Regions from separate parts of the Homo sapiens genome. Here region 2 is linked to region 1. A link is a loop called in an ENCODE intact Hi-C map of the cell type or tissue named here. Cell type or tissue: GM12878. All regions are shown on one strand. Each heading gives the region's core, and the rest is flanking DNA. Links, peaks and the distances in the headings are about the cores only. Region 1 has its middle 21 kb from the start of CLDN18. Region 2 has its middle 350 kb from the start of IL20RB-AS1.

Region 1 (15,577 bases), core at 5,066-13,065:
GAGCAGAGAAACTGAAAATTCTAAAAATCAGAGCGCCTCTCTTTCTCCAAAGGAAGACAGCTCCTCACCAGCAACGGAACAAAGCTGGACGGAGAATGATTTTGACGAGTTGAGAGAAGAAGGCTTCAGATGATCAAACTCCTCTGAGCTAAAGGAGAAAGTTCAAACCTATCGCAAAGAAGTTAAAAACCTTGAAAAAAAATTAGACGAATGGCTAACTAGAATAACCAATGCAGAGAAGTCCTTAAAGGGCCTGATGGAGCTGAAAACCATGGCATGAGAACTACATGACAAATGCACAAGCTTCAGTAGCTGATTCGATCAACTGGAAGAAAGGGTATCAGTGATTGAAGATCAAATGAATGAAATGAAGTGAGAAGAGAAGTTTAGAGAAAAAAGAATAAAAAGAAATGAACAAAGCCTCCAAGGAATGTGGGACTACATGAAAAGACCAAATCTACATCTGATTGGTGTACCTGAAAGTGACAAGGAGAATGGAACCAAGTTGGAAAACACTCTGCAGGATATTATCCAGGAGAACTTCCCCAACCTAGCAAGGCAGGCCAACATTCAAATTCAGGAAATACAGAGAACGCCACAAAGATACTCCTCGAGAGGAGCAACTCCAAGACACATAACTGTCAGATTCACCAAAGATGAAATGAAGAAAAAAGTGTTAAGGGCAGCCAGAGAGAAAGGTCGGGTTACCCACAAAGGGAAGCCCATCAGACTAACAGCTGATCTCTCAGCAGAAACTCTACAAGCCAGAAGAGAGTGGGGGCCAATATTCAACATTCTTAAAGAAAAGAATTTTCTATCCAGAATTTCATATCCAGCCAAACTAAGCTTCATAAGTGAAGGAGAAATAAAATCCTTTACAAACAAGCAAATGCTGAGAGATTTTGTCACCACCAGGCCTGCCCTACAAGAGCTCCTGAAGGAAGCACTAAACATGGAAAGGAACAACCAGTACCAGCCACTGCAAAAACATGCCAAATTGTAAAGACCACTGAGGCTAGGAAGAAACTGCATCAACTAACGAACAAAATAACCAGCTAACATCATAATGACAGATCAAATTCACACATAACAATATCAACCTTAAATGTAAATGGGCTAAATGCTCCAATTAAAAGACACAGACTAGCAAATTGGATAAACAGTCAAGACCCATCAGTGTGCTGTATTCAGGAAACCCATCTCACATGCAGAGACACACGTAAGCTCAAAATAAAGGGATGGAGGAAGATCTACCAAGCAAATGGAAAACAAAAAAAGGCAGGGGTTGCAATCCTAGTCTCTGATAAAACAGACTTTAAACCAACAAAGATCAAAAGAGACAAAGAAGGCCATGACATAATGATAAAGGGATCAATTCAACAAGAAGAGCTAACTATCCTGAATATATATACACCCAATACAGGAGCACCCAGATTCATAAAGCAAATCCTTAGTGACCTACAAAGAGACTTAGACTCCCACACAATAATAATGGGAGACTTTAACACCCCACTGTCAACATTAGACAGATCAATGAGAGAAAGTTAACAAGGATATTCAGGAATTGAACTCAGCTCTGCACCAAGTGGACCTAACAGACATCTACAGAACTCTCCATCCCAAATCAACAGAATATACATTCTTCTCAGCACCACACCGCACCTATTCCAAAATTGACCACGTAGTTGGAAGTAAAGCACTCCTCAGCAAATGTAAAAGGACAGAAATTGTAACAAACTGTCTCTCAGACCACAGTGCAATCAAACTAGAACTCAGGATTAAGAAACACACTCAAAACCACTCAACTACGTGGAAACTGAACAACCTGCTCCTGAATGACTACTGGGTACATAACAAAATGAAGGCACAGATAAAGATGTTCTTTGAAACCAACGAGAACAAAGACACAACATACCAGAATCTCTGGGACACATTTAAAGCAGTGGGTAGAGGGAAATTTATGGCACTAAATGGCCACAAGAGAAAGCAGTAAAGATCTAAAATTGACACCCTAACATCACAATTAAAAGAACTAGAAAAGCAAGAGCAAATACATTCAAAAGCTAGCAGAAGGCAAGAAATAACTAAGATCAGAGCAGAACTGAAGGAGATAGAGACACAAAAAAACCTTCAAAAAATCAATGAATCCAGGAGCTGGTTTTTTGAAAAGATCAACAAAATTGATAGACCGCTAGCAAGACTAATAAAGAAGAAAAGAGAGAAGAATCAAATAGATGTAATAAAAAATGATAAAGGGGGTATCACCACCAATCCCACAGAAATACAAATTACCATCAGAGAATACTATAAACACCTCTATGCAAATAAACTAGAAAATCTAGAAGAAATGGATACATTCCTCGACACATACACCCACCCAAGACTAAACCAGGAAGAAGTTGAATCTCTTAATAGACCAACAACAGGCTCTGAAATTGAGACAATAATTAATACCTTACCAACCAAAAAGAGTCCAGGACCAGAAGGATTCACAGCCGAATTCTACCAGAGGTACAACGAGGAGCTGGTACCATTCCTTCTGAAACTATTCCAATCAATAGAAAAAGAGGGAATCCTCCCTAACTCATTTTATGAGGCCAGCATCATCCTGATACCAAAGCCTGGCAGAGACACAACAAAAAAAGAGAATTTTAGACCAATATCCCTGATGAACATCATGCAAAAATCCTCAATAAAATACTGTCAAACCCAATCCAGCAGCACATCAAAAAGCCTATCCACCATGATCAAGTGGGCTTCATCCCTAGGATGCAAGGCTGGTTCAACATATGCAAATCAATAAACGTAATCCAGCATATAAACAGAACCAAAGACAAAAACCACATGATTAGCTCAATAGATGCAGAAAAGGCCTTCAACAAAATTCAACAGCTTCATGCTAAAAACTCTCAATAAATTAGGTATTGGTGGGACATATCTCAAAATAATAAGAGCTATTTATGACAAACCCACAGCCAATATCATACTGAATGGGCAAAACTGGAAGTATTCCCTTTGAAAACTGGCACAAGACAGAGATGCCCTCTCTCACCACTCCTATTCAACATGGTGTTGGAAGTTCTGGCCAGGGCAATCAGGCAGGAGAAAGAAATAAAGGGTATTCAATTAGGAAAAGAGGAAGTCAAATTGTCCCTGTTTGCAGATGACATGATTGTATATCTAGAAAACCCCATCGTCTCAGCCCAAAATCTCCTTAAGCTGATAAGCAACTTCAGCAAAGTCTCAGGATACAAAATCAATGTGCAAACATCACAAGCATTCTTATACACCAATAACAGAAAAACAGAGAGCCAAATCATGAGAAAACTCCCATTCACAATTGCTTCAAAGAGAATAAAATACCCAGGAATCCAACTTACAAGGGATGTGAAGGACCTCTTCAAGGGGAACTACAAACCACTGCTCAACGAAATAAAAGAGAACACAAACAAATGGAAGAACATTCCATGTTCATGGATAGGAAGAATCAATATTGTGAAAATGGCCATACTGCCCAAGGTAATTTATAGATTCAATGCCATCCCCATCAAGCTACCAATGACTTTCTTCATAGAATTGGAAAAAACTACTTTAAAGTTCATATGGAACCAAGTCAATCCTAAGCCAAAAGAACAAAGCTGGAGACATCACGCTACCTGACTTCAAACTATACAAGGCTACAGTAACAAAAACAGCATGCTACTGGTACCAAAACAGAGATGTAGACCAATGGAACAGAACAGAGCCCTCAGAAATAATACCACACATCTACAACTATCTGAGCTTTGACAAACCTGACAAAAACAAGAAATGGGGAAAGGATTCCCTATTTAACAAATGGTGCTGGGAAAACTGGCTAGCCATATGTAGAAAGCTGAACCTGGATCCCTTCCTTACACCTTATACAAAAATTAATTCAAGATGGATTAAAGACTTACATGTTAGACCTAAAACCATAAAAACCCTAGAAGAAAACCTAGGCAATACCATTCAGGACATAGGCATGGGCAAGGACTTCATGTCTAAAACACCAAAAGCAATGGCAACAAAAGCCAAAATTGACAAATGGGATCTCATTAAACTAAAGAGCTTCTGCACAGCAAAAGAAACTACCATCAGAGTGAACAGGCAACCTACAGAATGAGAGAAAATTTTTGTAATCTAATCATCTGACAAAGGGCTAATATCCAGAATCTACAAAGAACTCAGACAAATTTACAAGAAAAAAACAAACAACCCCATCAAAAAGTGGGCGAAGGATATGAACAGACACTTCTCAAAAGAAGACATTTATGCAGCCAACAGACACATGAAAAAATGCTCATCATCACTGGACATCAGAGAAATGCAAATCAAAACCACAATGAGATATCATCTCACACCAGTTAGAATGGCAATCATTAAAAAGTCAGGAAACAACAGGTACTGGAGAGGATGTGGAGAAATAGGAACACTTTTACACTGTTGGTGGGACTGTAAACTCGTTCAACCATTGTGGAAGACAGTGTGGCAATTCCTCAGGGATCTAGAACTAGAAATACCATTTGACCCAGCCGTCCCATTACTGGGTATATACCCAAAGGAACATAAATCATGCTGCTATAAAGACACATGCACACGTATGTTTATTGCGGCACTACTCACAATAGCAAAGACTTGGAACCAACCCAAATGCCCAACAATGATAGACTGGATTAAGAAAATATGGCACATATACACCATGGAATACTATGCAGCCATAAAAAATGATGAGTTCATGTCCTTTGTAGGGACATGGATGAATCTGGAAACCATCATTCTCAGCAAACTATCGCAAGGACAAAAAACCAGACACCATATGTTCTCACTCATAGGTGGGAATTGAACAATGAGGACACAGGAAGGGGAACATCACACACCGGGGCCTGTTGTGGGGTTGGGGGAGTGGGGAGGGATAGCATTAGGAGATATACCTAATGTAAATGATGAGTTAATGGGTGCAGCACACCAACATGGCACATGTATACATATGTAACAAACCTGCATGTTGTGCACCTGTACCCTAGAACTTAAAGTATAATAAAATATGTATATATATACATATATATGTATATATATACACACATATATGTATATATATATACACACGTATATATATATACACATATATATGTATATATATATACACGTGTGTATATATATATATATATACACATATATATATATATGTATATATAGACTGTTTTTCCTACCTGTTCAATGCCTCTTTCAGTGATATAAAGTTAAAACCAGGTACTGGGGTGTTTGCCTTCCTTTTGGTTCTTATGAAGGTCATTTTTTTGTGTAGATAGTTGTTAAACTGGTGTCCTTGTGGGGTGGGGAGAGGATCGGTGGAGACTTCTATTCCACCATCTTGCTCTGCTCCCTCTAATAATTTAATTGTCTGTTTCCTGCCTCTCAACTGTGGGCTTCCTGAGAGCCAATACCATGTCTGTATTTTTCTCCATTGAATCCCCACCACTTTGCAAAATTATTACAATGCTTACTAATCTTTTGAATAAGTGAATGTTTTAGTAAACATACTTCCATATAAATTGTACCTAATCTCTCAGTACCTCACTTTCTTTACCTGTAAAGTTGGAATATTTAGAATGCCCATCTCATAGGGTTGTTATGAAGATTCAATCGAGCTATGCCTCTGAAGTTCTTGAATAATGTCTGGTACGGTGTAAGTACTCAATAAATGTCAGCGGCCGTTATTATTATTTCTTCACATTTAGATGATCTGTGTGAATTTGCATTGTGTAAATTGAGGAAGAAGCTGGATGTGAGATCTGGGTACACATGGTATGTAACAGGGACAGGTGCAAGGAAGCAGGATCTCAGAGGCAGAGATGATGAGAACCAAGCTGCTCAGGAAACTGCAGAAATCTTGAGTGGGACTTTGGAGATCCATGAGCTATAGAATGAGTGATAGAACTATCTTATCTAGATCTTAAGAGGCCAAGTGCTCTGGGTAACCAAGTATGTACATAGACATGCATAGCCACATTCAGGAGAACAAGTCTTTCTTTAGGCATAGAGCAGTTTCATTTCAAACTGAGAAAAAAAAATTTTTATACTCCATTTACTTCTTCTTACCAAACAAATAAACATATTCTGCAGAGATACAACTCTGACTCAAGCATACACCAAAAAAAAAAAGAGAGAGAGAGAGTTCCTTACACATCAGTACACTTGGATTATAAGTATACAAACATCTACGTTATGGTTGGGTATAACAATGCATTTTCTCCCCAAATAGCAAGTGGGTATGTATTTTATATATGTGTAATTATAGTGTGTTAGTTACGGTGGTGCCCAGAACAAAATTCAGCTTATGCTGAAGGACTATTACAGCATATATCTCTAGTGAAATTAAAAATTGCTTACAACTTAAATGCTAGGTTTTTTTCTACTTCTTCCCATCAAGATTTCAAAAATCAAAGATTCTAATTTTTCAAAAAGTAAACACTGGTAAAAACCTAAATAAACAGTGGGAGAAAGGTTAAATAAATATGATACATCTACATGATAACATATTAAAATTTATGCTTGCAATGGGTTTTAATGAAGAAAATATTTTTGACAAATATAAAGTTAAATGAAAAAACATAATAAAATGTGTATGTGCAGTCTGATCCCAAATATGTAAAATGTATGTATTCAGGGAAAGAAGACAAGAGGTAAATAAAGACAAAATGTTAACAATAGTATCTCTTACAGGAATCTATGCTTTGTTGGCTTGAGGAATATTTTTCCTTTTATTTATTTATTATTAGAACTTGCTTTTTTAGAACAGTTTTACGTTCACAGCAAAACTGAGAGGAAGGTAGACATATTTTCCATATACACTGTGCTCCTATATCCTACACATTAAGAGCCTCTCCCATTATCAACATCCCCCACAGAGTGGTACATTTCTTGCTATTGACAAACCTTCATTGACACATCATTATCATCCACAGTGCATAGTTTACTTTAGGGTTTACTCTTGGTGTTGTGCACTCTATGAGTCTGGACACATGTATAATGACAAATGTGTAATATATCCACCATCATAGCATCATACAGTGGTTTCACTGCCCTAAAAACCCCCTGTGCTCCACCTATTCATCCCTCCTTTGGGTTTTTTTGTAAATTTTTTATTCTCTCACTTTTATATTACCGTTTATATTACTTTTGTGAAAATAAAAAAATAAACATAGTAACTTAAAGAAAACCTTTGTGAAAGAAAATGCAGGTTGGAGTCTTAGTTGTCCTCATGACTCAAAAACCCTTTGAGTAAGTTTTTAGCTCCCCTGAATAAAAGCACCTAAAGGTGAACCTGCAGTTGATGTGTTGAACATTGGGAGGTGGCAGGAAGGCGAGCAGGCCTACAGCTAGTCAAACAGAAACCAGCCCTCCCTACCTTGTTTGCTCTCTTGTCTCACCCTCCTCGTGATTCCTGAGAGCAGGAAACAGAGTCCGCTCCTGATACTGAAAGCAGCTTAGATAAAGCATGTGTGGTGGGTAAATGAAAACCTCTATGGCCATCAGCCCTAACACTTCCCACACGGGGGATTTCCTCCCATCTTAGTGTCATCACAAAGTTATTATACACATTAACTAGAGGTGATTTAATTTTATATTTTAAAAAAAAATTTTGAGACAGGGTCTTGCTCTATTGACCTGGCTGGAGTGCAGTGGTGCCATATTCACAGTTCATTGCAGCCTCGACCTCCTGGGCTCAAGTGATCCTCCCACCTCAGCCACCCAAGTAGCTAGAACTACAGGCACACGCCACCATGCCCAGCTATTTTTGTATTCTTTTGTAGAGATGGGGTTTTGGCATGTTGTCCAGGCTGGTCTCAAACTCCTGAGCTCAAGCAATTAGCTCACTTTGGCCACCCAAAAAGCTGGGATTACAGGTGTGAGCTACCGCGCCTGGCCTAAAAAAAAATGTCTATGTACCCTAAGAAGTCAGAGGGGAAATGCCTCCTCCATTCATGCATTTAAACACTTTGGTTTGGAAAACACAGTCCCTCTATGGGACCTTTACTACGAATGTTTTGAAGCACCACTGCCTGAAACTCAGGGGTTTTCTGGGACCTGGGACTTTCAGTCACATAACCAGGACAGTCCTGAGCAAATCAGGATGACTGGTCACCCTAGTGCTGTTATCAAGTGACTCAAAAAGCTAACACTGAGCCACAGTGCCCTGTGACCTATAAGCCTATCAGAATCAGTGCAAGATTCTCCCTTGAGATTTACGGGTTTCCCTCTTTCCAATCTCACGTAAGCCCTTCCCACACTGTACTCTGCAATTGAGCACAAGCCGTCAGTCATCACTGTATGACTATGGGGTGTACCTCATATGAACAATAGGTAAATCACAAGCCAGCCTCATGCTGCTCACTTAGCTGGGTCCACATAAGCCAGATCCACTCCAACCAGAGTTTCTAGCTCCCTTTCTCTCCATAAGCTCCACCTCAATGAGCACTCACCAGTTCTTTTAATCACCCTACTTATTCCCCCAGCCCCAAGCTACACATCCTTTCTTCTCTTCTTTTTGCTCCGTTTCAGCTTACTGCATTCTTTTTCCCTCTTTTCTCTTTGGTCCTAAGAAACTCATGCCACTCTCTCTTTGAGCCCCATGTCTGTGCCTTAGCCTCATGGCGCTATTCCTTTCCCCAAAGCCATCAGCCCTCCTACTTGCCAGTCTCCCTCTCTCAAGTTGCTCACACCTCATTTGGCCAACAATCTCTAAACAGGGAGTGTACACAGCCCAGGAAAATAATCCACAGGAAGATAATCTCAAAACTTCTATTTATAATCATTTTTGTATTGTCCTCATTTAATTTTCATGTCAGGGTATGTTTTATAATGTATCTAATACATAAAATATATTAGCACATATACAGTCATGTGTCACTTAACGATGGGGATACATTCTAAGAAATGCATCATTAGGTGACTTTGTTGTTGTGTGAACATCACAGAGTCAACTTACACAAACCTGTATGGTATAACCTACTACACACCTAGGCCATATGGTATAGCCTATTGCTCCTAGGCTACAAACCTGTACAGTATGTTACTGTAATGAATACTGTAATCAGTGTAACACAATGGTAAGTATTTATGTGTCTAAACATATCTAAACATAAAAAGGTACAGTAAAAATATGATATAAAAGATTTTTTTTAATGCTGCACCTGGATAGGGCATTTACCATGGATAGAGCTTACAGGACTGTAAGTTGCCCCGGGTGAGTTAGTGAATGAGTGGGAAGTGAATGTGAAGGCCTAGGACATTACTGTAGACCACTATAGACTTTACAAACACCATACACTTAGGCTACACTAGATTTATTTTTTCAAATTTTTTCTTCAATAATAAATTAATCTGAGCTTACTGTAACATTTTTACTTTATAAGCTTTTTAATTATTTTTAACTTTTGGACTCTTGTAATACTACTTAGGTTAAGACACAAACACATTTTGTACAGCTGCATAAATTTTTTTTTATATATTAATTTTTCCTTTTTTTTTACTTTTTAAACATTTAAAAAAAGAATTAAGACACACACGCATTAGCATAGGCCTACATAGGGTCAGAATAATCAATATCATTGTCTTTCACTTCCACATCTTGTCCCACTGGAAGGTCTTCAGGAGCAATAACACTCATGGAGCTGTCATTTCCTGTGATAACAATATAGCCTTCTGGAATTCCTCCTGAAGTACCTGCCTGGGGCTGTTTTACAGTGAACTATTTGTAGTAAGTAGAAGGAGTACACCCCAACAATAAAAAGCATAGTATAGTAAATATGTAAGAGTAGTAACATAGTCATTTATTTTCACTATCAAGTAGTATGTATTGTTTGTATATAATCGTTATGTGCTGTATACTCTTATATGACTGGCAGTGCAGTAGCTTTGTTTACACCAGTATCACCATAAACACGCAAGTAATGCATTATGCTATGATGTTATGATGGCTGCAATGTCACTAGGCAATAAAAGTTTTTCAGCTCTATTATTATCTCTAGGGCCTACCATCATAAGTGCAGTTCATCATTAACCAAAACGTTGTTATTCAATGCATGACTGTATACCATTTATAAATAATTACACATATCTGAGGACAAAAATTGTACCTTAATAATTTCCATAGCCCCAGCCCTTAGTGCATTACCTGACTCAACAATTGCTTTTTAGACAAATACATTCATGAATTAATCAAACGAATCTCATGCAATCAATCAATCAACCAATGTTCCTTAGTCCTTGTCCACAGAACATTCTAAATGAGCCACTTGTGAGTTCATAGTCATGGTCCTTAGGGACTTTTCATTGCTTTTCTTCTCTTCTGTCCCTGATGTGAATGACTTTTCACCAGACACCCTGTCCCCACTTCTACCCACCTCAGTTCCTGCACCCTCAGTCAGATCATCTGGAGTCCTCAAGATCTTCTCTCTTTGCCTGTCTACATATTCTCCCAAATTCAGCATCTTTCCTCAAGATCACCTGGACCTCAAAAGTCACACTTCTGGCCCCCCTATCCTGGCATTGCTCCTCCTCAACAAACTTATTAGCAAGCATCTCACCAGCTGAAGGTCAGCTACTAACCCTGCAACTCCAAGCATCTGCACCCATGCTGGTTCATGGACTATGTTGGTCCATGATGATGGTTTCCTTATGTGAAAAGAAATTAGATAAAAAATGAGGACAATGTTAAACATAGATACAAATGATATATATCATTTATATATTATATATATCATCATACATATATCATTTGTACCTATGTTTAACATAGGTACAAATATATATATTATAATATATATTTTATATATATCTTACCTGTTGAAGACTGTCCTTTATTCTGAGATTGTGGTTTTCTATCATTTCACATTAAAATATTATTTATCTTATAAATGATGTGATATGGTCATTAGTTATTGTCCTTACTTAACAAAATAATGATTTGCCAGTCCTCTTTGAGTCCTGGAATCCTTTATATAAAATTTACTCATTTATAAAATCCAAAAGTCTAGGGATTGCCAAACCACCAGCAAACAGACAATGTTTTGTTTGATTTGTTTTTAAGGTGGAGAGAGAAGTTGATTCCCAGGGTAAAATATAAATAATTCAGAAGAGGTTGCAGACGAAGCCTTCCTGATCATGCCTTAGCACATCTCTTTCCTACTGGCATATTTTAGAGATGTGAGAGCACATGAGGACCTGGGGCAATGAGCATCCATGAGGAGGAAAGTTCTCAGAAAAAGACAGACAGATGAGGGTCGGGGAGCCTGAAGATCATGTGTGGTGTCATCACACCCTTGCCAAAGGCTGATTCTGTCTTAGAATTCTTGTCCTAGAAAGGCCTCCTGTATCTCAGGGTACATCTTAACATAGACATGTGCTGGCAACTGGGAAAACATGGTATTATGGATAATGTTCATAGTTTTGTTGCATCTTGCTTTATGTCAATGGAAGCAATGTTTGAGTTTACCAACCAAAACCCTGCTTGGCAAACAAACAGATCTATTTCGTGTCTAGCCTGAGAAAATACATATTGTTTAAATTCTTTCCAAATATGCCTGAATTTATGAACTGCTTTTAGGTGTATTTTTTATCGAAAATCCATATGCTATTAGTCACTCAAACTGGGGCTCAAAAATATAGCAAGAACTAGGAAGCCAGTGAATAATACTGGGCATATTTTGGTTTGCCATGCTTTCTGGCTTTAGAATGGAACCTTGAGTCTGCAAATTGGGGAGGGTGCTTGAGCCATTTATACCTCCTGTCTACAGTCAAGGGAGTGATGTCTTGTTACTCCCACAAGCCAAACCAAGTGGAAATGAGTCACTACTTAGCTGAATGCTGTCCTTAGAACGCCCACCTTAGGCTGAAACTCGGAGTTCAATGGTCGTTTTTCTGAGTTATATCTGACCCATGAGCTTATGACAAGAACATTCCGAGTTTCCCCTCAAGAATCTGGGATGGGCATTTTTTTCTGGAAAGAGCAGGTGGGCTCTCTCTTCTGGAAAATTGAATTTTTTTTCAGAGCCCACACTTAGTGCTAGAGACCTCTGAACATAGTGGTATTTAGACTGTTATTTTTCAAACTGTTCCTATACTGTAGGTGAGAAATATTCTCTATGTGCCTGGGAATAAGATCAGTAAAATGGGGCAAATAAAATCCCTCAACACCGTTAGAGTTAGCACAGACACTTAGATTGTTTCTGCATCTTGGCTATTATAAACAGTGCTGCAATGAACATGAGTGCACAGATATCTCTTTGAGGTTCTGATTTCATTTCCTTTGCGTATATATCCAGAAGAGGGACTTCTGGATCTTATGGTAGCTCTATTTTTAATTTTTTTGAGGAAACTCCAGAATGGGTTTCCGGGATGGGTGTAACAATTTACATTCCCACCAACAGCGTACAATAATTTCATTTTCTCCACATCCTCGCCAACACTTACTATCTTTTATCTTTTTGACAATAGTCTTCCTAACAAATGTGAGGTGATATTTTATTATTGCTTTGATTTGAATATCCCTGATGATAATGATGTTGAGCACTTTTTCATATATCTGTTGTCAGTTTGTATGTCTTCTTTAGGAAAATGTCTATTCAGGTCATTTGCCCATTTTTTAAATCCAGTTGTTTTTTTATTTGCTATTAAGTTGTGTGAGTCCCTATATATCTTTTATATTAACCCCTTATCAGCTATACTGTCTGCAAATATTTTCCCCTAATCTAGGTTGTCTTTTCATTTTGTTAATTGTTTGCGTTGCTGTGCAGAAGCAAATGTAGTCCCACTTGGCTATTTTTAGCTTGATGTAGTCCCACTTGGCTATTTTTCCTACTGTCGCCTGAGCTTTTGGTGTCATATAAAAAGAAAATTATCAAGATGAAAGTCAACAAGCTTTTTCCTGATGTTTTCTTTAAGGAGTTTTATGGCTTCAGGCCCTACATTTAAGTCTTTAATCCAATTTGAACTTATTTTTGTATATGGTATAAGGTAAGGGCCCAATTCTATTCTTTTGTATGTGAATATCCAGTTATCCCAACACAATTTACTACCCTTTCTTTTTTGTGTATTTTTGATGCCCTTGTCAAAAATTAGTTGACTGTATATTGCTTGGAATTATTTCTGTCCTCCATATTTTGTTCCACTGGTCTATGTGTCTGTTTTTATGTCTGTACCATACTGTTTTGATTACTATAGTTTTGTAATATAATTTGAAGTCAGGAAGTGTGATGTCTCCAACTGTGTTCTTCTTCCTCAAGATTGCTTTGGCTCTTTAGGGTCTTTTGTGGTTTCATACAAATTTTAGAATATTTTTTCATTTCTGTGAAAAATGGCACTGGAGTTTGATAGGGGTTATGCTGAATCTGTGTATCACTTTGAGTAGTACGGACATTTTAACAATATTAATTCTTCCAATCCATGAACAAGAGACATCTTTCCATTTATTTGTGTCTTCGATTTCTTTCATTGATGTTTTAGAGTTTTCAGGCTACAGATCTCTCACCTCCTTGGTTAAATTTACTCCAAAATATTTTATTCTTTTTGATGCTATTACAAACGGTATTTTTTTTCTTGATTTCCTTTTTGGATAGATCATGATTGGTGTAAAAATGCACAACTAACTTTTGTGTTTCTTTTGTATCCTGCAACATTACTGAATTCATTTGTTAGTTTTAACAGGTTTTTTGTGGAGTCTTAAGGAGTTTATATATGGGATCATATTATCTGAAAACAGATCATTTTACCTCTTTCTTTCCAAATTGGATGTATTTTGCTTCTTTTCCTTGTCTGATTGCTCATGCTAATTCTTCCATTTTAAAATCAGGTTGTATTTTTTTTATTGCTGAGTTTTAAGAGTTCTTAGTATATTTTAGATAAGAATCTTGTACCAGATGTCTTTTGCAAATATTTTATCTCAGTCTGTGGCTTGTCTTCTCAATGTTTTGAGTTAGTAATTATTTTTATTATCAGTCTTTAAAGATATAATTCTATTCTTCTGGCTTCAGTTGTTGCAATTGATAAAATAGCTGCAATTCCTTTCTCTCAGGATTTTACAGATGTAATTAAAGTTACTAATCAGCTGACCTTAAAGGTTTTAAAGGTTTTTCTCTTTGACTTTGGTGTTTTTCAATACTACAATACATCCAGGTGTGAATTTGTTTTTATTTACCATTCTTGGAACTCATTTAACAACATTAACATGGAATTTATGCTTTTCATTCATTCTTGAAAATCCTTAGCCAATAACTCATCAAATATTTTTTTCATTCTATTTATTGTCTTCTTATACTCCTATTAGATGTGTGTTGGAATTTCTCATTCATTTTTCCATTCTCTTACTACTGTTTCATGTTTTCCACCTCTTTATTTCTCTGTCTACATTTTGCATAATTTTTTCAGTTCTATTTTTTACTTTATGAGTATTACCTTCAGCTGTGTTTAATCTGTTAATTATCTGTTTTTAGTTTTCTACTGCTGTCATAACAAATTTCCAGAAACTTAGCAGCTTCAAATAACACCCATTTATTATCTCACAGTTTCTATAAATCAGATGTCTAGCATGATATTGATTTTTGCATATGGTGTAAGATAAGGGCCCAATTAGTTTTGGGATATTCTGTTTAAGGAATTGCTGAGCTTCAATTAAGGTATTTGCCATGCCTGTGGTTCTTATATGGGACTTGGAGGGTTCTTCCAAACTCACTGTTGGTTGGAAGAATTCAGTTCTTTGCAGTTGCAGGGCTGAAGTTCCTGCTTCCCTGTCATGTGATCTCCTTTCATCTTCAAGGTAAAAATTGTGCATCAAATCCTTCTCATTCTTGAGATCTCTCTAACTTAACTTTCTGCTACATCTCTCCCACTCCATGTTCTACCTTTTTCTGCTGCTTTTTAGGGTTTATATGATTACATTGGGCTTTCCTGGATAATCTAAAATAATCTCTTTATATTAAGGTCAGCTGATTAGTAACTTTAATTACATCTGTAAAATCCTTTTTGCCATGTAATATATTATAGCCATGGGAGTAACACAAAGGCCAGAGATCACTGGGAAAGAGGGCAAAATTGTGCCTACCACACTATCCATTGAAGTTTTGTTTCATTATCTATATCCTTAATTTCTAGAAATTCTAGTGGGGAAGTTGTCAGATCTTCCTGTTCTTTTTTTATGGTGACTTTTATTTACTTATGGTTTTAGTTCCTTCTTTTATGATTTAACTGTATTATCTGATTCAAGAAGGGGTTTCTTGTAAGCATTAAAGTCTTATGATAGTATTCATAAGTAATGTGCCAGAGTCAGCTTGCAAGAGTTGATTCCATGCATCTCTTCCCATCTTTGCATTTAGTGACTTTACATTCACATTAGTAGATTGAAATCAGCCATGGTAGGAGAATTGGCAAAGACTACAAATCAGAGTAATTCTTTTTTTCTTTTTAGAGTTGGTTTACTAGTATACCACTGGGTTTACTAGTACACCACTGTTTATAGCAGATTTTGAATTTTGGGTTTTGAGCTCAAGTTTGACAGGAC
Region 2 (15,577 bases), core at 3,832-11,831, 660 kb before region 1:
TGGGGGAAGCACCAAGTATCATTGGCACCCCATTCCTCAGTTGGGTAGCAGATATGATGTGTCTCTGTGCCTAGCTGAGCAGCAGGTAAAGAGAACCTGAAGACCTGAGAATGATGGCAGAATGGAGAAGCATGGGGGCTTCAGGGAGGAGCTGGGAGCCCTCTCCACTATTTGGTGGGTCAAATTCACGTGGATCAAGTAGACACTGCGCAAAATATCCTTGACTGAATATTTTGCCAGTTGTCACCTACAAGGGCTGGCCACTGGGTGAGGAGATTGCAGCGGCAAGAGGCTGTGGAGTGAACCTGCCAGACAGAAGCTAAACTGAGTGTTGCCATCAGCTCTCCAACAGAGGGGAAGGAGCCCCAAAGGGTGTTCTGGAGAACTCACAAAGGTGTCCAATTATGCTTTACCTTTCTGTTCCTCTCCAGAATCCTTTGTTTCTTTTGCTTTGGTTTTGATGTTACAGCATTAGGGTAGACCTCTTTTCTTTGTTTTTTTCTTGTGGGTTAATATATTTATTGTTGTTGGTCTTTACTATTCTGTATTCGTTTTGTTTGCCCTATTAATCTCAATACTGACCTTTTAACCTCATGAGGCTGTATTTTGACATACAGCTCCCTTGTGTTTTACCTGACCCTTCATAGTTCAATGAGAGTCTATTCTGGTCCATCCAGCATTTGTGCCTGGTTGCCTTCTCTGTACCAAGTGCCCTGTCAACACCCTTTTTTTCTGTGCTCTGTGTTTGTGGCCTTTGCAGTTGTGGCCACTGTTTGTCCTCCTGCTCTTCATGACCAGCCCTCACATGTGCTTCATGCTCCAATGAAGGGGCGACTCATACAATCAGGTAAGGAGAGAGAGATTTTTCCACCGTGATTTATACTTTCTGAAAATTGAGCTATCATCAGTGACACTGTTGAACATGCAAAAGAAAGTGGCACCTCTAGTCACATGAAAGTTCAGTCCTTGGGAGCATCCAAAAGTGGTGACAGGACCATCAGGATATCAAAATGAAGTTCCAGCAACATTAGGGGTCTCTGGGCAACATACATGAATTTAAAAGAAAGAAACATTCTGTAGTCATGGGAAATCCTGCTAATTAGAACTGAGTTTTATAAAAGGTCATGGTGTGAAGCCAAAGAAATAACTTTGAACCTTGATATTATGCCCATATTTTTTGTGCTTCTTTCTATAGACAGAGCTTATTAGGCAGGGAGGATGATATGCTCTCCTCTCCTATGGTCTTACTGCATCCCAAAGTACAGATAAATGCCACCAACCATGATGTAGCACAACAAACAGGAGGATTAGACTTCGCAGTCAGAAAGGCTTGGGTTTGAATCTTAAAAACATTGCTGTTTACTTGTTGTATGGCCTTGGGCAAGCTACTCATTCTTTTTGAGCTTTAATTTCCTCATAATAATACTCATCTTACGGAGTTGTGGTAAGAATTAAAGGTGAATTACGTACAGAAACACTTGGCACCTTGCCTATAGTATTGTATTAACCCACAAGGCTGGCTTCTCTTTGGACCATGCTGACAAAACCCACATTGGAAGGAACTTTGATTTGTATTTATCTTCTCTTTGCTTTTTTGCTTGATTCCATTAACCAGAGAGGAAGTCATACCAGTTAAATTGCTGGAGAAAGGTGTGATGGCTGAATTTAATAAATATTGAAAATATAAATTTAAACAGAAGTTGCAAGAATTTTCTGGGTAAACAGTGAATCATGGGAGTGGATGGAACTTTCATATTTTAACTGGGTTTCCAGGTTATGTGCCCTCTTTTTATTGTCTTACCTTAGGCTGACCCCATTTGATGACAGCACTAAGAATTGATGATTTCTTTATCCCCAGAGCAGTTGAAAACAGAGGGGGAAGGAGTAAATCTCTAGATTAGAATTTTTAAGGTTGGGGACCATCAGCCAATGGTTGTCTTCCTGGGTGGAGGAATATGAAACTTTGAGTTCCCTTCCCCCTTGCTCATAAAACCCACCAGCTCAGAACCTTGGCAATCTCACTATTTTCCCTTGCTTTCTGCAGTCAAAGTCTGAATGCAGCTTAGAGTGGAAATGTTGAAATAAAGAACATGGCTTTAGAGTGAGACAGACCTGGACTTGGCCCTGGTAAATGGTCAGTGCCCTGTCAATCGTGTCCATTATTACTTTTACTCCTAATTCAGCTTTTGTACTTCAGATACATTGATCCTTAATCCTCCCTTGAATGTTCTGTATAGAGAAGCCTTTAAGTGATTAGTTTTGGATTATTAGCTTTTATATTTTGCGTTTTGAATTCTCTCCATGTAGCCAACTTACGAGTGCTAATTGCAGTATTCTTACTACAGAAGACATTTCTTAGATATAGAGCCTATTCCAAAGCATTCAAGGAAGATTGATAGGTCATTCTGGAATGGGCTCCATTCTACTTCCCCAATTTATTTTTTTTTTTCTCAATCTGTTCCATAATCTGTCACTTTAAAAACTCGCACTTTAGTAGCAGGATTTTATGCAACAAATCCCCTTTCCCCCAATATATTCCACAATTTGGCCAGGAATCCTTACAGGAAGAGGTCAGAGGACTCTGATGCCTGGTTTAGAATATGTACATATTAGTGCTTCTTTTCTTCTTGTCTGTTGACAAGAGCTTTGCTACCCTACAGCTAATGACTTCTTTAGGATTTTTGCCAGCTTTTGGGTTGTTTCATTTTGGCATTTTCCTTGGCTCCAGCTTTTTTTCTCCCCTCTTCTTAACATGTTTTGTTCTAGTAGACACCCTCCTTTTCTGGCTATATCTTAAGTCATTCTTCCTTTGGGATGAGATGTCATTACAAGCCCAATAATAAGTTTAAAGATGACGATAATAGTAATAGATAAGGTTTACTGAGTATTCACCATGTACTAGACACTACTGTAACCACTTTTAATATATGAACACATTTAAACCTCACAACTGCCCTATGAAATAGCTACAACTTTTATCTCCATTTTACAGGTGGGGAAACTGCTGCAAGAGAGGTTCAGTCCCTTGTGCCGGGCAGCACAGCAGCAGTGAGTAGACAGCAGTTAGCTTGGCTTCAGGTGTGCCTGAACATTCAGGAGCTGACTGTGGAGAGATTTTCTCTGTAGGCACCTCTAGGCTCTGGACACTGATGTCCAGGATCCTGTCTTTGATGGTACTGAATAAGGTGCTGTCATCATCAGCAAGGGTACAACAGAATAATGTTTCCTACTAAATTAACAAAATGCTGGAATAATGTGTAGTTTCTGTGAATTTCTTTAGAAGCAAGTCGGCCAGACAACCTTTATGATCTTACCTTTGTACTCAGGAAAAAATATAAAATTACGAAGGAATTTTTTAGGAAGCTAAAATAGGTCACCTTCCCACTCTTAGTACTGAGAAAGACATTTTTAGAGCTTGCTTTCCAAACAAGCAAATTGAACTGAAGAAGTAACTTTCATTTGAAAATCAGGTGAAAGTCAACAACATTGATGATTACAAAATTAACAACAATAATTCCCTGGGAGAGTACCTTCACATGTCAACTAATTCATAGGGTGAAAAAAAAAATAGACAAAATTCAGTTCAACAACAGGTAATTTTGAAAATAGTCAATTTAAGAATTACCCACTAAGTAGGAGTTAGAAGTCTATGATTATTTTTTGGTTTATTCTAAAAGTGACTTGTGTAGACACAGCCTGTGTAGGGAAAGCAGACCGTGATTTGAAACATGCTGCTGCCAACCAAACAATAAAATGAAGAGAACAATAAACAAAGGAAACCTTTCCAAAGGCTCTCTTCATTTACATTCTGAGATTACTGGCCTCATCTCTCTGCTGAAATAGCCTTGCTTTACCAACGACCATCCAAATGCATAATCAGGTGCTACTGGCAGCTTTTGCTCCAACAAACTGCATGGAGAATATTTGAATGCTGCCAAGACTATAGGTGCCTGTTTCAAGTTGTCACAGAATATGCTATAACATGTCATAAATAAGGGAGGTATATTTATAAATCTGACATTAAAAATGTGTTCCTAAAATATCTCGCGTGTTCCTTGGCCATGTCAGCATAGAAATAATGTTTAGTATTTGTTTATTTTACTGGACCACCCCATGAACCTGGGGGAAACATGTTAGAAAAAAAATTATAGCTACGCCAACTATTCTGGGAGATACACGAGCCCTCCATGTTTATCAGGTTGAGGGCACTGTATTTTGATGTCAATAAGCAATTTTTCCAGCCCGGTCTCCTGCCCGACCCTTTTAATCCATCAATATATTATTAGAGATAAAGTTGGTGGATGCCTGCTGCAGTTAGAAGATAAATGACATCTCTGAAGTCAGGCATTAAAGACTAGATTAAGGCCTTGTGACACCGTTTTCAGTGCTCATCTGTGCACTTCTGTTCAACCTATCACACTGAGTGACAAGAAAGAAAAATAATGAACTGGGCCAGGGGAAGAAGAAGGAAAAAAAAAAAGGCAGAAAAAGAGAGAGATTTTTTTCCCCCTAACACACAAACTACATCAGTTCACACTCGGGATTAGACTGCATTTAAAGAAAGGAAAAAAGAAAAGAAAATGGGGAATTGGGAAGGACAGGGAAGGGACTGTTCTGTAAAGATGAAAATAGGTAGACAAAAGGGACCTGAAAGCAAAGAATTCCATTTCTGCCTGGCCCATGTTGCCTTTGGTTCCCCCACCTGCCTCCCAGCCTCTCCCATGCAGATATCCCCCAGTTGGCTTCCAGTTGCTTTAGGAATCTGCTCCATCCCTGAGTTCGGAGTGCTGACACAAGTCTTGTTAAGAGGCAGCACTCGGTTCTCAATCTTGGTGAATCGTGTTCTTCCCTCCTCACCAAAGGATTTCCTTCATGCTGCTATCATTGGTCTGGTTGGAGGTATTAAAGATTTTTGTAACTCTGTCTTCTGATAGTGATTTGAATATGGCTACTGAGTTGACAAGTACAAATGTTGAATTTTCTCCAATTGTGTGGAAAACAGGAGCCATAAATGAATTGCTTGGGGGAAGTGAAAGGAAAGCGAGATGCTGGGCAGGTGAGAGGGGATTAACCAGTGGAAAGCACCCAGGTTTGTGGGGAGGAGGCTTGGGCCAATTAATTCCAAGTTCTCTTTCTCAATCACTTATGCAGGATCAAAACCGCATCCCCTCCCCATATGATATGCTGTGTTTGTGAGTTTAGAAGGACACCTCTTTTGTAGATCTCTTTTGCTCCCAGCACTTCAACAGTCCTTATTAGAATGCAAGTCCAGAAGACATTTATGTGCATTGGTGGTGTTCCTGGTACCTTTCACTGTGGAACACATAGGAGGTCCTCCATTGATATTTGGTAACTGATTGATAACTCTTGCAGCCCCAACCTCTTTTCTGTGCTCCTGCTGAATGTATCGTATAAATTATTCTGCTGTTGTAAACATCCCCCATCTTTGATCCAACGCTGTATGGCAAGCCTTCTTGGCTGTTCATGTCGCTATCCACTGTCTATAGGTTCAGTTTGTTTCCAATTCCTGGCTTTTTTTTCTTTCCCTCTTGCATACCCCTTGTTTATTTCTTCCTCCCCTTTTCTTCAGCCCCAATTCAAGGCATCATTGTTGCAGGCTTTATCCCCAAATTCATTTTCTGTTCTTAAAATCCATTATGCCAACCATCACAAGATTGATCCTCCTCAAACTCTCCTTCAACTGTGACATTCCCTGTTCAAAATCTCCTACCAAGTATAAAACAAAGTTCAAATTCTTTATTATATCATTAAGACTCTGCAGATTCTGATCCAACTGCTTTTTCTGTCTCATCTTTTTCTCGTCCTCCTCTAAAACCTAGCCTTCAGCAAAGTCATTCATATGCTTTAGACATGGTTATCATTTACTCATCTCTGTTTGCTTTTGCTCTTCCTTGTTTTGAAATTTCCTTCCGTGGACATCTTCACTTGTCCGAACACTGTACTCTCCCTGGCTCACTCTTCTTTTCCATGTGGCTGTCTCTGTCTTCTCTTAGTGGCAGAACCTAGCTTGGCTCAGAAAGTCAACTGATTACAAGGCTTGGTAATCATAGAAAAGGCATAGGCAGCTAGGTCTCAAGGAATCTAACCAGAGAATTGGCATATCCTTAAAATTCTCTTTTTTTTGCCTCTGCTTCTTTGCAAATGTTGAGTTCCTTCTTTCTAACTATCTTTGTCTGTTTGGGCTGCTATAATAAAATATCATAGAGAGAGTACCTTATGAACAACAGAAATTTATTACTCATAGTTCTGGGGGCTGTAGAGTTCAAGATCAAGACTAGCACATTCCAAGTCTGATGAGTGCCCTCTTCCTGGTTCATAGATAGTGCCTTCTTGCTGTGTCCTCCTGTAGTAGAAGGGTCAAAGCAGCTCTCTGGGGCTTCTTTTAAAGGGTTGTAATCCTGTTTATGAGGGCTCCACCCCCATGACCTAGTCACCTCCCCAAAGGCCCCAGTCGACTTGGGAATTAGGATTTCAACCTATACATTTTGGGGGAACACACAAACATTCAGACCATAGCAGCAGCTGATGGTAAGGATTTTTCCACATCAAAGGTAGAGTTGTGAGATGGACAAACACATTGCCGATAGCTCTAGTTTCATATTTTCCCCACCAGAGACAAACTGATACCTGGGCTCTCTGACCCCAAAGGGAAAAGTCCTGAGCAAGAAGATACCTGATTAATCTAGTAGTTATCAGATGTCTATTCCTGAGCCAAGAAAGCGAGCCGTGGTTGGGGGATACAGAGGCATCAAAGGTACTAGGATTGGCCAAGTCTGAGCACATACCCTCCAATCTGGCCAGGGAGGGAGATTGCAGAGGTGACCATGATCTTTCCCACCTTGTGACTTTGTACCTCCTTCTATCAAGAGGTAGAGTCTACTTCCCCACCACTTGAATCTAGGGTGGACTTAGTCCTTGATTGAGTGTCAAAAGAATGCAGCAGGAGTGACGTGGTACCAGTTTCAAGCCTCGGTCTCAAAAGATCATGCACAATTCCACTCTTTCTCAGAAACCTGCCACCACCATGTGAACAAGTCTGGGCTAGCCTGTGTGATAATGAGAGATATGTGGCTCAGTCATCCTTGTTACCCCAATTGACAACCAACCAATCACAAGAAGCAGAGCTGCCTAGTGAGTCATCAGTGCCATCAGTATATTCAGTTGAGATCAGAAGAACCACATAGATAAGTTCAGACCAAAAAGCCAACTCATAAGCACATAAATGGTTGTTTTTTTAAGCCTCTAACTTTTGGGTGTTCTGTTATACATCAAATCTAACTGACACAAAGGTGGAATATGTATGACAGCTGCTCCCCTGGTAACTGTATAGTTTAGAGTAGAATATTTTCCAGAAGCAGGAAGACTGTGTTCTGGGCAAACAAAACCATGGATGGCAGGTACAGCCACTTCCATGCCCTAACACAAGACTATTGCATTCTTTTTTATTTCTGAGTAGACAGTGAACCGCTGAGGGCAGTGGCTGGTCTGGTTCATTTCTCCTAGTAATTAGCAGAGGCTCTCATACACATTAGGTACTTGGTGAATCTTAGTTAAATGAGTGACTAGATGGGATATTATTCCATCATCATTCTCATTTGTGGGTATATGAGACTTGAACATTTTATCACTGATATACCACTAAACCTTGGAACCTTAAGAATATTTTTTGGGAAAAAAATCTTTCATATATTACACAAAAATGCAAATCTGATGCCATACCCCAGTGATAGGTTTGATAAAATTCAAGACTAAACCACTTTATAAAAAGGACATACTTCTAGCAATGCTCACAGAGCAGCTTTTATTCATGCTTTCTGCAGAAACTGAGCCCTTTCTTTGTCTATGAAACATCCATGACTGCCATTTGTTGATATCCACTATCAGCCAGACAATGTGCTTCTCATTATGTAAACATATCTCATTTAATTCAGTCCTCCAAGTGGCCCCATGAAGTAATCATTCTCATTTTACAGAAGAGGAAACTGAAACTCAGGGAAGTTAAATATAATTGCTCAAGTTCATACATATAGTAAGCGTCCAAGCAGTGATTTGAACACAGGGCTCTCTTGCTCTACAGACCTTCTGTATTTGGATAGTGCTGCTGGAGGATGGGGATGACTTCCAAATTGAGACAAAATCTCTCTATTTTTATCTAATTTTTACTCTTGGGACTATACTATTCACTAATTTCTTCATCCTACATGTTTCTACTTTTCTTTTGCTTTTAAGATGTGTCTTAGACATAATATTTTATTTAGCTTACCATAGCCACTATAGCACAGGGACAGTTGTCCATTTAGAGTCATGTCCAGCCATGGCTTGGTTATGGGCTGTAAGTAAAAGTTAGCATTACTAAAATGCTTGAGGAGTTACATCTAAAGATATTTAAACATATACAAAGCTTCGGTGAACACCTTTCAGCATGTTGGGAACACAAACTGTGCAAGTTCAGGAGGTGATCATAAGACATGACCTCTGCCTTTATGGACCTTATAGTCTGGTGGGAAAGAGCTATGTACCCAATAGTTTCCCAATGAAGGGGTATGTATTAAATGCTAGGGGCACATGCCCATCACAAGAGGGCACAGAGGAGGAAGAGACAACTTCCATTGGCAAGAACCAGGACATGTTTACAGGAGAGATGGGCACATGAGCTAAGTATTGGAGGACAAATGAGAATTAGAAAGACAGAGCTGGTGTAGCATTCCAGTTTAGTGTCCCTTTTCAAAAATGCTTAGTATGAGCTGAGCGCAATGATGCCCAACTGTAGTCCCAGCTACTTGGGAAGCTGAAGAGGGAGGATAGCTTGAACCCAGGAGTTTGATGCCAGCCTGAGCAACATAGCAAGACTATCTCTCTTAAAAAAAAAAAAAAAAAAAAAAAAAAAGCTTAGTATGTCCCTGAGAGAGAGAAAGAAAACAGCATTGTCTCCATCTTCATTACCTTCAAGCACTGTATGAGGACACTCACAGTGACAGAAAAAGAGAGTAATTATAGGCTCAAGGGAGAGAAAATTGGAGATTCTCTGAAATGTTGGGAGTATCCGGGTCTCTGTGGATAGTTTAGACTGATTTTCTGTGAAGACAAACACACAGACAATTTCAAGGTATGTTTATAAGGAAGATATTTTCAATTCTGGAAGTATAAAATTATGAGAGTATAAAATTGATGAGGGAGAATCATCAAGTTACATGAGGTAAAATGCACAATGTAACGAAAGGAACTTTCAAGGAAATAGACTTCAATGGAAATCAGAAACCAATTTAAAATCTTCTATAAGAAAGTACTGCCAGTTGTGATGGCTCACACCTGTAATCCCAGGACTTTGGGAAGCCAAGGCTGGAGGATTGCTTGAGGCCAGGAGTTCGAGATCAGCCTGGGCAACATAGTGAGACCTGGTCTCTACAAAAATTAGAAAAAATTAGTTGAGTGTGGTGGCATGCGCTTGTAGTACCAGCTCCTCAGGGTGCTAAGGAGGGAGGCTTGCTTGAGCCCAGGAGTTCAAGGCTAAAGTGAACCATGATTATGCCACTGCATTCTAGCCTGGCTGGCAGAGTGAGACCTGCCTCAAAAAAAAAAAAAATAAAAAAAAAAAAAAGAGTGAAAGTACTAAAAACAACAACAACAGCAACACACACACAACTGAATGTTTCTTAATAAAATTTAAAAGAATTTAAAAAATCTAAGTTTATCCTCTGCTTTAGTTACTACCAGAGATTCAGAAGTCTCTTACACAATTCGCAATTTTATTCTGAAAACAAGGCAAACAGATTTAAAATAAAGCCAAAACAGTATATGATTGTAGTGAATTGAGTGGTGTCTCCCAAAAGAACTCATGTTTACCCAGAATCTCAAAAGGGTATCTTATTTGGAATAAAGGTCCTTGCATATGTAATTAAGGTAAGATTAGTAATAAGATCATATTGGCTTAGGGTGGGATCTGATACCTGGTGTCCTTTTAAGAAGAGAAGAGAACACAGATAGGAGAGAAGGCTGTGTGAAGAGGGAGTTAGAGCCTGAAGTCAGGCTGCTGCAAGCCAAGGAAGACCAGAAGCCACCAGAAGCTGGAAGAGGCAAGGAAAGATTCTCTCCCGGAGCCTTGGAAGGGAGTGTACCCCTGCTGTCACCGTGAGTTTGGACATCTGGCTTCCAGAATGGTGAGAAAATAAATTTCTTTTGTTTTAAGCCATCTGGTTTGTGGTAATTTGTTACAGCAGCCCTAGGAAACGAATACAATGATTAAAGCATTGGGTTTCAGAGGAGGGGTTCTGGAATACGTAGGACTTCCTAGAGGAGGTCACGTGGGAAACTGAGACGTTAGGGAAGTAAAGAGGAGGGAAGGACTTTCTTGGAACAAGGAACCAGCAGTAGCAAAAGTGTTTAGGTGGGAATGGACAAGAAAGGGCAGACCTTCTGCACGGAGAACTAAACTTGCCTTGATTTGTACCTGGTAGGGAACTCCTGGCTTTTCTTTCTCTTGACATGGATGCATCATTAGAAATAGTCTCATATTTAAAAATAATAATAAGGAGAAGATTTCTAATTCCAGTATAGACCAAAGAAAATTAAGAGAAAATCAGTGAGGAAGATCATGAGAAATGAGGTGGAGACTTTCTTAAGAGGGGAACAATATGAGCAAAGCTGTTAAAGCAGATGTTGGTATATATGTGAGAAAAATATTTCCTGATACTATATATCAGAATATGTGTAAACAAACTAGCTCACTAACTTACTAACAAAAAGCAGGGGAGTACTGAGAGACAGAAAACATGGATTCAGCATGTGCACATTTCTGGTTGGGTAGGAAAGGCAAGGAAGTAGGGAAGACAGATTAAATTAAATTAAGTTTTAATTATTAAAACTACTGTAAGCACTACTGTTCCCTGCTCCAAACAGCAGATGGTGTCATCAGTTTATCATAGCTGGGTTGCAGTTCAGAATGGCCAGAGTGAGGACAGTGGAAGTGAGTATGTTCTTTCAGAAGCTGGGGAGTTATGGGTTATTTGCAGGCTATGTATCTATGTCTTAGGTACGAGTCTGTAAAATACATATGTTCCCTAAAACATCTGGCCTCCAATTTTACAATAATTAAAAATGGCCATGGATTTTCCAACTGGCTGATGAAAGGGAAAAATAATAAGAAAAAGCAAAAGAAGGTTTAATACATTTATAATTTAACATGTGTGTTGTTCTACATTATTAGTCATAAAGAATTTTTGGGCTGGAAAATCCTGAGTGTTTTTGTGTCTAATTTTCTGAATGTAGTCTTAGGTCCTGAGATAGATAATCTCTTTTTTTTTTCCTCTTAGATTGCTTTTTTATTTTAAGTAAAGATTTGCCTTGCTTTAAAGAAACTGTGCCTTTTGATTATGGTTTATTACAAGAAAGCCGAGGAATCAGTGGACTAATGAAAAGATGGTGAATTTTAATGTATGTTTATATATTTTAGTTAAAATAAAATGTAGGTCTTCATGTGCATTTTTAAAATTTAAAATTTTTATTATACTTTAAGTTCTGGGATACATGTGCAGAATGTGCAGGTTTGTTACATAGGTATACATGGAGATAGATAATCTTGAAACCCAAAGACTAAGTTATTCATTTCAACATTGAGCAGGCACAGAATATAGGTGCTTAATCAGTGTCTGTAGAATGAACTAATTAATAGATCCTATAAAATTGGTGAATGAAATTGGGAGTATGGTCAAACATGCTGTTTCTAAATTGTGGGCATGGCTAAAATAATTTTTATGAAGAAGTAGAATATAAGAAAGCATGTCAGAAATTGGATAAGATATAAAAGTCCCGTGTCCCCTTTCTGCTAGAAGGAAAACTGTAAAGAAGGTAATGGGGGCTGATATGGTTTGGCTGTGTCCCCACCCAAATCTTATTTTGAATTGTACTTCTCATAATCCCCATGTGTCCTGGGAGGGACAGTGTGGAAGGTAATTTAATCATGGAGGCATTTACCCTCATGCTGTTCTCATGATAGTGAGTGAGTTCTCATGAGACCTGACGGTTTTATAAGAGGGTTTTCCCCCTTTTACTTGGCACTTCTCCTTCCTACTGCCATGTGAAGAAGGATGTGTTGTCTTCCCATTTTCCCATGATTGTAAGTTTCCTGAGGCCTCCCCAGCCATGCTGAACTGTGAGTCAATTAAACCTCTTTCCTTTATAAATTACCCAGTCTCAGATATATTCTTATAGCAGCATGGGAATGGACTAATACAGTAAATTGGTACCAAGAGTATGGTGCTGCTATAAAGATACCTGAAAATGTGGAAGCAACTTTGGAACTGGGTAACAGGCAGAAGTTGGAACAGTTTGGAGGGCTCAGAATAACACAGGAAAATGTGGGAAAGTTTGGAACTTCCTAGAGACTTGGAGGGCTCAGAAGACAGAAAGATGTGTGAAAGTTTGGAACTTCCTAGAGACTTGTTGAATGGCTTTGCCTAAAATGCTGATAGTGATATGGACAATAAAGTCCAGACTGAGGTGGTCTTAGACGCAGATGAGGAACTTGTTGGGAAGTGGAGCAAAGGTGACTCTTGTTATGCTTTAGCAAAGAGACTGCTGGCATTTTGCCCCTGCTGTAGAGATCTGTGGAACTTTGAACTTGAGAGAGATGATTTAGGGTATCTGGCAGAAGAAATTTCCAAGCAGCAAAACAGTCAAGAGGTGACAGAGCATGAAAGTTCAGAAAATTTGCAGTCTGACAATGCAATAGGAAAGAAAAACCCATTTTTTGAGGGGAAATTCAAGCTGGCTGCAGAAATTTGCATAAGTGATGAGAAGCCAAATGTTAATCACCAAGAAAATAAGAAATATGTTTCCAGGGCACATCAGAGGTCTTCAAAGCAGCTCCTCCCATCACAGGCCCAGACTAGGAACAAAAATGGCTTCCTGGTCTACATCCAGGGTGCCCTTGCTGTAAGCAGTCTCAGAACTGCATCCCAGTCACTCCAGCCATAGCTAAAAGGGGCCAAGGTACAGCTCAGGATGTTGCTTCAGAGGGTGCAAGCACCCAGCCTTGGCAGCTTCCACGTGGTGTTGGTCCTGGGGGTGTGCAAAAGACAAGAATTGAGGTTTGGGAACCTCTGCCTAGATTTCAGAGGATGTACAGAAACGCCTTGATGTCCAGGCAGAAGTTGGCTACCGCGGTGGGGCCCTCACGGAGAACCTCTGCTAGGGCTGTGTGGATGGGAAATGTGATGTTGGAGCCCCAACTGGGGCACTGGTTAGTGGAGCTGTGAGAAGAGGGCCACTGTCCTCCAGACCCCAGAATGGTAGCTCCACTGACAGCTTGTACCATGCACCTGGAAAAGCCACAGACACTCAATAGCAGCCTATGAAAGCAGCTGGGATGGGGGCTGTACCCTGCAAAGCCAGAGGGGTGGAGCCTCCCAAGGCCATGGGAGCCCATCTCTTGCATCAGCATGACTTGGATGTGAGACATGGAGTCAAAGGACATCATTTTGGAACTTCAATGTTTAATGACTGCTCTTTTGGATTTCAGACTTGCATGGGGCCTGTAGCCCCTTTGTTTTGGCCAACTTCTCCCATTTGGAATGGGTGTATTTACCCAATGCCTGTCCCCTCTGTTGTATGTAGAAAGTAACTAACTTGTTTTTGATTTTACAGGTTCATAGGTGAAAGGGGCTTGCTTGTCTCAGATGAGACTTTGAACTTGGAGTTTTGAGTTAATGCTGGAATAAATTAAGACTTTGGGGGACTGCTGGAAGGGCATGATTATGTTTTAAAATGTTATGAGATGAGATTTGGGAAGGGCCATGGCAGAATGATCTGGTTTGGCCATGTTCCCACCCAAATCATATTTTGTATTATAGTTTCCATAATTCCCACATGTTGTGGGAGGGACCCAGTGGGAGGTAATTTAATCACGGAGGCATTTACCCTCATGCTGTTCTCATGATAGTGAGTTCTTACAATATCTGATGGTTTTTTAAGGGACTTTTCCCCCTTTTGCTTGGCACTTCTCCTTCCTGCTGTCATGTGAAGAAGGACATGTTTGCTTCCCCTTCCACCATGATTGTAAGTTTCCTGAGGCCTCTCCAGCCATGGTGAACTCTGAGTCAATTAAACCTCTTTCCTTTATAAATTATCCAGTTTTATACCCTGTATGTCTTTATTAACAGCGTGAGAACAAGCTAATACAGGAGCCTTGGCTGCAACATTTGAACTTTATACTCCCAAATCAGGACTTGACCCTTTGGGGCTCCCCAAGGATGACCCTCCCCAACAAAGTCTCAAACAACCATATTATTATTGCTGTCTCATCAGTAGAAATCCTTGAGCTTCTAGGATAAGTTCCTAGAATTTAAGCTTTATCATACCTCACACACCACGTGGCTGTCACCTGGCTTCTGGGAGTGTTCATTCCTAATGAATGCTTATTGTCTTTGCCTGGCCTGAAACAGTCACTTCTTGATTTGCAGAGACACATCTGAACTGGGGATGTACCTTGCTTTCTATAGTCCAAGGAAAGGTCTCAATATGTCTATGAAAAGAGAGGACTTGGGAATGGGAAGAGGAGCCTATGAAGCTTTTCGTGATTCCTGAGCTGCAAGTATAATCCTGCATAGGATTAGTACCTATGACCACCACTTTGATGTGTTGGACCAAGAATAATGTACTGAAGAGCTCAAGGTGGAGAGAATGGGTCTTGGTGTGGCCCATCATAAGGAGCAAAAGAAGTGAAAGTTAAAATTTGGTGTTGGCCTTGATCATATCAATCAAACCCAAATTCTGTAAATAACCCTCCACAGTCCAATACATTATGTGCCATAGCCATCATGGCCCTCTGAGAAGATGCTTATGTGTGTCCCATTGTCCCAGCCATACACACACACTTTGGCTCAATATGGCTAAACCAAAATAGAGTGTCAACCTATTCTACCCCTTACCACTAGGTAGAAACCTGGGGGAATAGTTTTGCTTCTTAAAAGTCTCAATATGGTGCTTATCCAAAGATGGGAGTTGTAATAAATGGAGCCCTACCCCACCCGTTATGCCATCCAAAATTCTTCAGTGTTTCCTGCCAGATTTTCAACTATTTTATCTCACGTGTTCATGTTTCAGATATTCTGATCATCTTATTCTGGAAGAAGTGAGTTATCAGTTGTCCATAAAGTCCTGCAGACTTTTCATAAACTGAACTTTTCATTGATCATGACCCTTATCCTACATAACCCAAGTCATCAAGACCTATGCAGTGGAGAGGCTAAATTATGGCAGGACTGTGCTCCACAGGGAAGAAATGTGGTCCCTCAATACAAGCCGTGTCCTCAATAGAGGTAATTTTAACAAATGGGACCAAGATTCCAGCAATAGAGGCAGCCTCTGTGAGTCAATAAAGAACAGGAGAGACCTTTGTAGGAGGAAAATGGGAACAAACATAATCAATCCTTTCACAGGCAAAGACCTTTTTTTTGGAGGTAGTGTCTTTGGTTTAACCCCTTAACTCTGCCAGTTCCCAGAACGAGGTGAAATTAGAAGCATCTTCTGCATAATAGGCATAATGCCAACTGCTTTGAAA

Evidence for each region. Peaks named below come from ENCODE experiments on the same cell type or tissue, not always from the same donor. Only the 100,000 strongest peaks of a DNase experiment are listed, where the experiment ranks them.
Region 2: a loop joins it to region 1, with 10 times the contacts of the local background. A loop is called at or near these places in 1 of 110 quality-filtered maps.

Annotation. Positions count from the first base shown.
Region 1 is chr3:137,980,886-137,996,462 of GRCh38, forward strand. No RefSeq gene overlaps it. Among named protein-coding and RNA genes, the nearest start is that of CLDN18, 21 kb to the right of the region's middle. RefSeq lists an enhancer at 8,003-8,132. In GM12878, for the core only: no CTCF peak of the experiment used is centred there; DNase peaks (open chromatin) are centred at 7,456 and 8,256; H3K27ac peaks cover 3,269 bases.
Region 2 is chr3:137,325,421-137,340,997 of GRCh38, forward strand. No RefSeq gene overlaps it. Among named protein-coding and RNA genes, the nearest start is that of IL20RB-AS1, 350 kb to the left of the region's middle. RefSeq lists enhancers at 3,282-5,009, 4,990-5,039, 6,228-7,427, 6,978-7,127. In GM12878, for the core only: no CTCF peak of the experiment used is centred there; DNase peaks (open chromatin) are centred at 4,971 and 7,091; H3K27ac peaks cover 1,193 bases.